2 separate regions of the Homo sapiens genome follow, and region 1 is linked to region 2. Evidence: chromatin loops called from intact Hi-C (ENCODE). Cell type or tissue: psoas muscle. All regions are shown on one strand.

Region 1 (4,000 bases), 50 kb before region 2:
CTACTCTGAGTCTCAGCCCTCATCTTATAAATAATTAGAAGCAATAATTACCCTCAGAGTTGTGTGAGAATCAATTGAGGTGACACCTGTGAAAACGCTCTATGAACCGTCAAGCCCCCCATAAATGTGAATATTTTCTTCCTTCCTCTCCCCCTCCCTCTTCCCCTCCTTCCCTACTTTCTCCTCCTCCTCTCCTCCTTCTCTTCCTTCTCTGCTTCTTACATCTGGCAGAAATTCAAGTACCATTTGATTCAGCTCAAGTAAAAATACATGTGAAATTGCTTTTAAACTACAAACAAGTATTATTAACACTCTCTTCTGTCAGATACAGTGTTGCCAACTCAGTCCTTTTCACCTTCAAAAAACCTCTCAGAATCCCATGGCTTGATGTTTTATATTATTATTTAATTATTAGTTTATTTAGCCTTCCGTGTGTTTATGTCCTAGCCTTTGTTGGATTCCAAGCTTTTTAAGAGCAGAAAGCATGTACCTTTACACGAGCTTTATAGTGCCTTGCAGTCAATCAGTATTGACTGATGGCTTTGCTAGGTCGCTGCTTAATCCAATGAAAGAACACAGAATATTTGAGGAAGGGTAAGTGGCTCAGAGTGGCTGCTGTGGATGGTTCAGAGGTGAGAATCTAGAGAGGAGGCTGGTTGGTAGGCAGAGGCCAGATTACCAAGGGAGGAAATCTGGAATTTTGCCTTTAACAGACGGGAAGATGTTGGGTGATTTTTCAGTTGGGAAATGACATTATTGGAATTCTGTTTGGAGCACATTTTATTTATCTCTAAATGCCCCAGAGCATAGTACATTACTTGATACTTAGGAATTGCCCTGCCAATGTGTGTTCAATTGCTAGACGTAGTTTTATCACCCAATGGAATATTCTTCAATTGTTTGGTTGTTCTGAAGAAGAAATACTTACTGTCTTTTAAGGAAGATACAGACCCCACCTGGAGACCAATACTTCTATCCACTTGGGAACAAAAGGAAAAGTTTTGGCCGGGCGCGGTGGCTCAGGCCTGTCATCCCAACAATTTGGGAGCCTGAGGTGGATGAATCACTTGAGGCCAGGAGTTTGAGACCAGCCTGGCCAAGATGGTAAAATCCCATCTCTACTAAAAATACAAAAAGTAGCCAGCTGTTGTGGTGCGTGCCTGTAGTTCCAGCTACTTGGGAGGCTGAGGCATGAGAATTGCTTGAACCCAGGAGATGGAGGTTGCAGAGAGCCGAGATCATGCCACTGCACTACAGCCTGGGTGACAGAACGAGACTCTGTCACAAAAAAAAAAAAAAAGAAAAAGAAAAGAAAAGAAAAAATAAAAGATTATGTGGCAAGGTATTAAGTAAAAAAAACTTACGGTTTCTGAAAAAACTAAAACCTTTCTGTAGAAAATTCTACTGTGGTACCAGGAGGGTTGATTACTTCCACCTTTCCTTGTTGTTAGCCTAGACAACATCTGTTCCCCTTTCTTCCAGCAACAGTTGCGATTTTTGTGTGAGAACCTATACCTCTCCCACCCTTCATCCAGGAGCTTCTAGTGAGACTTGCGATTTTTGTGTGAGAACCTATACCTCTCCCACCCTTCATCCAGGAGCTTCCAGTGAGACTCTTGACAAGGCAAAAGCCAGCGAAAGCATCACATTCTCCTAACTACTGTGATGGGTTTAGGGATGGCTGATCAGAGCCAATAACTCAATTCTGGGACTTCTGTCTGAGGTCTTGGGATAAGGACTCTTTCCCATGAAATATGAACCTGGAAGTATTCATTGTTGAGGCTCCCAGGGCCATCTTAGTACCAAAAGGAGAGAGCCTGTCAGAGAATGTAGCTAACCCAGGTAAAACCAAGAAAAACCAAGTCCTGGAAACAGCCTTTTGAGCAGCCCTTGAATCAACTTTACCTGGACTTTCAGCTACAGGCTGTCTTAGCATAGGTTCCTAAACAAGCAGAGCCCAAGGCAAAGGGCTTTGCGCTACCACTTTATTTTTTATTTTTATTTATTTATTTATTTATTTATTTATTTATTTATTTATTTCGCTCTGTCGCCCAGGCTGGAGTGCAATCGTGCTATCTCAGCTCACTGCAACCTCCGCCTCCCGGGTTCAAGCGATTCTCCTGCCTCAGCCTCCTGAGTAGCTGGGATTATAGTCGCGTGCCACCACCCCAGCTAATTTTGTATTTTTAGTAGAGATAGGGTTTTGCCATGTTGGTCAGGCTGGTCTTGAACTCCCGATCTCAGGCGATCCACCTGCCTTGGCCTCCCAAAGTGCTCGGATTACAGGTGAGAGCCACTGCGCCTGGCCTTATTTTATTTTATTTTTTTTGAGATGGAGTCTTACTCTGTCCTCAACCAGGCTGGAGTGCAGTGGTATGATCTCAGCTTACTGCAACCTCCGCCTCCCAGGTTCAAGGGATTCTCCTGCCTCAGCCTCCCTAGTGGCTGGGATTACAGGTTCCTGCCACCACGCCCAGCTAATTTTTGTATATTTAGAAGAGACGGGGTTTCACCATGTTGGCCAGGCTGGTGTCGAACTCCTAACCTCAGTTTGCTACCACTTTAAGAGGGAGTGAAATCCCAGGAAGCAGGAGAGAGGGGCAAAGAGAGTAAAACAGCAAAGGAGGAGAACCTATTTCAGGTTGCGTTATTAAACCAATTGCTGTTAAGTAAAATTGCTTGATTCCATGGATTAGTCCTCCAAGAAGCCCTATAAACTGTATCCCTTTATGTGAGAAAAGAAAGGGGAGAATTCATCCATTGGTTCCCATCTCCCACTGGTCAAATAATTTATGCCATGTTGCATAACTGTATTGCATGGGTGTGTGTCCTGTCTCTCCAAGAGGCCTGCATTGTCATGAGAGCAGGCCAGTAGCTTCTACTGCCCTGTGCCTACACCATCCACAGAATGCTTAGTAAATATTTGACTGAACTGACTTTTCATAAAGTTCAGCATTCTGCTATTTGATCATTTGCATCCCAATGAGTTTTCCCCAATTTGTGCTGTTTTATTAACCTGTTAAATGTTATCATTTGAGTGGTACTTACACAATCAATTGCCAGCTGATTTCACATACTCAGTGGCATTTGGATTCTAAAGCCAAATCATTATCCTTCTATTCTCAATATGGTTAAAATCAAAAAATGTTAAATGACATGTAAACTAGCTCCAAGAGATTCGATGTTGACCAACACAGGGATTCCAGAAACTAAGAATGGAGAGACCAAGGGGAAGGAAATAACTAAAGAACTCAGAGAAGAAAAAATTGATGTATCAGTTAAGTAATAATTAAAGTTTTGGCTAACATAATTAATAAACTTGACTTGGTAGATATCGGTGTTCTTATAGGACTTTCCACATATAGACATTCTTTTCAACAACCCATGGACTAGTTTTAAAATTGCCTGTGTAATATGTAACCAAGAAAATTTACATAAATTCCCCCAAATAAAAACCTTATGACCTATACTGTTCATAGATCATTAAAGCTAGAAATTAACAACAAATATAGCAAAACATCTCTTTACTTGCATTTTTTTTTTCAGACAGGGTCTCACCCTATGCCCAGGCTGGAGTGCAATGGTGTGATCACAACACTGGAAGGTTAAGGCAGGAGGATCGCTTGGGCCCAGGACTTCGAGACCAGCCTGGGCAACATGGTGTGACCCCGCCTTTACAAAAATTTTTAAAAACTAAAAAAACCAAACAGAGCTTATTAAATGATTAAGAGCATACTATGTACAACTACATTAAATTTACAATCCTTAAGGAAAATGTAAATCATCTAAATTGATTTAAGAAATAGTATCAAACCTAAATAGACCACCAACAATGGAAAAAAACTGGTTTAAGATCTACCTCCAAAAAAGACACAAAGCCAAGGTGGTTTTACGGTAAGCTCTGCCAAAAAAATTCCTGTATTTGAATTTTCAGAGCTTAGGGAAGCATGAAGGTCTTGAAGTTCTTATAAACTCACTCTACGAGTTGGTATAACATGGA
Region 2 (4,000 bases):
TGTGTAAGCCCCTGCTCTAGAAATTCCAAGGGGAAATGGGAAGGAGAGAAACTAATGCTTAATGAGCATCTGCTATGTGCCAGCCTCGTGCGGTGGAATTGGAGGAGTGAGGAGGGCTTCTGTCTCCAGACTGTAAAGGAGAGGATGTTTCACCATTCTGAAGTCAGAGGGAGAAACGTTTCCAACTGAATTAAGAGAGAAGAGCCCAACTTGCAGTGTTCCCTGGCCCCTGGTAATTAATTAATCAAAGTAAGGTTTTCTTTTCAAAAAGTGTCTTTAAATTGACCATCTCTTGTAAAGCTGGTTATTTTCAGATGTGCCATGTTCCTGTAGGCACCAGCTTCACCTCACACTGCCTCGGTCTGAGATTGTGCGCCTGGAATTGTATTGAGTCAGAATCACCTGGTGGGCTTGTGAAACTGCAGCTGGCTGGGCCCCACCCCCAGAGATTCTGATTCAGCAGATCTAAGGTGGGGTCTGAGATTTTGCATTTCTAACAAGCTACCAGTGATGCCGATGCCACTGGTGCACTTTCGGATCACCTGAGGAGCTTTTTTTCAAAAAGACTGGTGCCTGGCTCACACCCCCAGGATCTGATTTCACTGGCCTGGGTGCAGCCTGGCGTTAGGAATGCCATGGCTCCACAGGTGATTCTTGTGTGCTGCCCAGCCTAAGGGCCACTGGGTTTACCGAAAGAAGCCAGCAGACATGATGAGCATTTCCTGAGCCTATGAGATTCCTTGGATTTCAGGGACAACCTCCTAAGTCTTCCCAGATCAGGGCCTGCCAGGCAGAGAGTCTCTGAGGGATGGAGGGAAGCTGTCCTATATGAGCCGTACTTCCACACCTGTATCTTTCATACCAAGTCAACTGGTTGCTAATGCTAGTGGGGAAAACCATGTGAACTGATTAGTAAGATTTCTGGCTTCTCTGGCCAAGCTTCTGGACCACATGGCTGTTGCCAGTGCTCCCTCAGATGGCACACACTTGCTAGCTTGCCACAGTCCCCATCACCCCCTAGTGTGTTACCCTCCTTGGCCTGAGACTCACTGATTTGAGCTACGTGGCGCCATTGATTGTCCGTCTTCCTGTTTGTGGTTGGGTGTGAATGGACAGGTGCTTTAGGAACGGGAACTCAGATCAGTACTTTCAAAGGAAGACAGGAGACACGGGAAAAGGACCCTGTGTGTGCTTTGAGGATGATGGTGACCTCAGGCCCTGCTCTTAGCCTAGAAGGGGTGGGGGATGTTAGACTGAAACCCAAGAGACTTGTAATCTCACCCCAGCTCTGTCGCTAATTTGCAGAGTGACTTTAGGTAACTAACACCGTCTCTCTATGCCTCAGTTTCCTCATCTGCAAAGTGATTGAGGGTAAGACATGCTGAGCACCCATGTCCTTCCTATTCTAGGAGCTGGAGAGAAAAGAGTCCAAGTCTTATAACTAAGAGTTGGGAGGAGGGGGACCCTGAAGCCTAGGGAGGGAGACAGCTGGGCCCCAGGATGTGGGCTGGGAAGGAGGCACGGCTCGTATCCAGTTTAACCACAGGCCCAGCCATCCCCAGCTCCTCAAAGCTGGACTCTGCGCCCCCACCCATGTGTGCAGGTGAAGCCTAATTCTTATACCAACTCTGATGCGAGGCGTTGTGGGTAGTGGTTGAACCCTGGACTCTGGAGTCGATGTGGCCCAGTCCTGTGGCTCTGCCACTTCCTGGCTGTGTGGTCTCAGGCAGGTTACCAACCCCTCTGGAGTCTCAGTATCTCACATGTAGCATGGGCTAGTAATGGGTAGCTGTGGGGATCAAATGAGCTGTGCCCGGAAAGCATTTAGCTCTGTGTGTGGCAGATGCTCAGGGGTCACAATCATCATCATTAAGAGGAGGCACTCAAGTTGTGCCTGGGGCCTCGTTTATGCCCCAGAATCTCAGCCCCAACCCCAAGATGTGTCTCTTTTTTTTTTTTGAGACAGAGTCTGGCTCTGTTGCCCATGCTGAAGTACAGTGGCACGATCTCACTGCAACCTCTACCTCCTGGTTTCATACAATTCTCCTGTCTCAGCCTCCCGAGTAGCTGGGATTACAGGTGTGTGCCACCATTCCTGGCTAATTTTTGTATTTTTAGTGGAGACAGGGTTTCACCATGTTGGCCAGGCTGGTCTCGAACTCCTGACCTCAGGTGATCCACCAGCCTCGCCCTCCCAGAGTGCTAGGATTACAGGCGTGAGCCACCGCACCCAGCCCCAAGATGTGGGTCTTGATAATAGGGATCCCACTGCCCTCCTAAATTCCTATGATTGAGCCCAGCTTCCCCGAAATGGGGGTCTGGCCCAGCCCAAGTTCACTGAATGGCTCTCAGACTCCCTACAGACCTGAGCTCTTGCAATCAGGTCACCCTCTGCCCCTGCCCTAGTTTCCTCTGCCAGCTGCCACACTCAGGTGCCCTGAGGCATCCGGGACATGCAGTCAGGCAGTATAATCTCCCCTAGCTGTGTAACCTTGGGCAGGTTACTTAATCTCTCTGGGTTTTTGTAAAAGGGGAATGATAACCTCCACTAGATCCTAAGCTCCTCGAGGGAAGGGATGGTGTTTGCTTTATCCACCAGTGTATACCCAGCATCTAGTCCAGTGCCTGGCACATAGTAAGTGCTCAAAAAATATTTGTTGGATCAATGAATGGGTGGCCTAAGGACTAAATTGAATAATATATGTGAAGCACAGTGCCAGGCACACAGTAGCCCCTAAATTAATGTTTCTTGGAACTGAACCTATCTGATTCCCTGAACTTCTGTGTTTTCCTTTGTGCTTTCTTGTGGCCTACATGTTGGGACACATTCCAGGAACTTGGACCATGAATCGTTAAGACCTTGGTCATCACACTTGGCCCCTACAAATACCTCTCAATTTCAGCAGTAGAGCCAGCCCCAGGGCCTGTCCCACAACCCTGGCCCACTTTATCTATCCTAACGAACTCAACAACCACGTCTGTGTGTACATCCATCCACCCATCCACTCACTCATTCATTCATTCAACACATTTTAAGGAGTGTCTACTGTCTCCATACTTCCTCCCCAGGCTCCCCCAAAGCTATGGATTCCTACATACCATGGGTTACTTGATGTCTCCACCTGGGCCTGCCATGATGTTGTAAAAGGCCAAACCAGACCCTCCTTTTCTCATACCCACTTTTCCTCCAGGGCTCTCTAAGCTGATGGTGCCACTGCCAGCCTGGTCACCCAAAAGGGGAGCCCAAGAGTTGCCCATAATACCCCCAGATGGGCACCCAGGCCTGACTATTTATTTCCTATGTTCTTCTCAGATATCGTCCCTCCCAAACTTTTCTGCTCCATTAGCCTGGGGATCTCCAAGCTCTTTTTCCTGAGATTCTCTCTCCTCACTGCTCTATCCCCATTTCTCTCTCCCTCCTGTCTATCCTCTCAATGCTGCTCCCAGGAGGCTCCATTTCGTGCCCCCACCTTCAAGCCTCCCAATTGCTTTCTGTCCAAACTGTTGGCCTGTTCTGAAGATTCTCACAATCTGGGGGCCCTGCGACCTGCTCAGCCTCATCTCCTGCTCTCTGTCTCATATGTCATAAAGAGTCCCCTGACCAGTATCATTCTATGTCTTACCTCCAGGGCTTACTCCTTCTGCCTGAAATGTCTTTCTTTCCTCAGCTCACCCCTTTACTTGGCCAACCCTTACTCACCATTCAAAGCCAGTTCAATGTCACCTGCTCCAAGAAAACTTTTCAGACCGCACCCAGCCTAGATTACAGACTCTTCAGCTCTGCTCCCATCTGACCCATGCCTGACTCCATCGTTGTAGTTACCACATTATTTCATAATTATCTGCTTATGTGTCTGGCTTCTGCATGCTTATTCATTGTTCTACCCCTCTGTGCACAGTGCCTGGCACAGAGTAACTCCCTTTGCAGATACTATCGCTCGGTAACAAATCACCCCATAATTTAGTGGCTTAAAAGTGCTATTTAATCTTGCTCATGGTT

The links. Peaks named below come from ENCODE experiments on the same cell type or tissue, not always from the same donor. Only the 100,000 strongest peaks of a DNase experiment are listed, where the experiment ranks them.
Region 1: a loop joins it to region 2, with 2.5 times the contacts of the local background. A loop is called at or near these places in 65 of 110 quality-filtered maps.

What each region holds. Positions count from the first base shown.
Region 1 is chr17:50,875,218-50,879,217 of GRCh38, forward strand. No RefSeq gene overlaps it. Among named protein-coding and RNA genes, the nearest start is that of TOB1-AS1, 11 kb to the left of the region's middle. In psoas muscle, no CTCF peak of the experiment used is centred here; no DNase peak of the experiment used is centred here.
Region 2 is chr17:50,925,068-50,929,067 of GRCh38, forward strand. No RefSeq gene overlaps it. Among named protein-coding and RNA genes, the nearest start is that of TOB1-AS1, 60 kb to the left of the region's middle. In psoas muscle, no CTCF peak of the experiment used is centred here; no DNase peak of the experiment used is centred here; H3K27ac peaks cover 507 bases.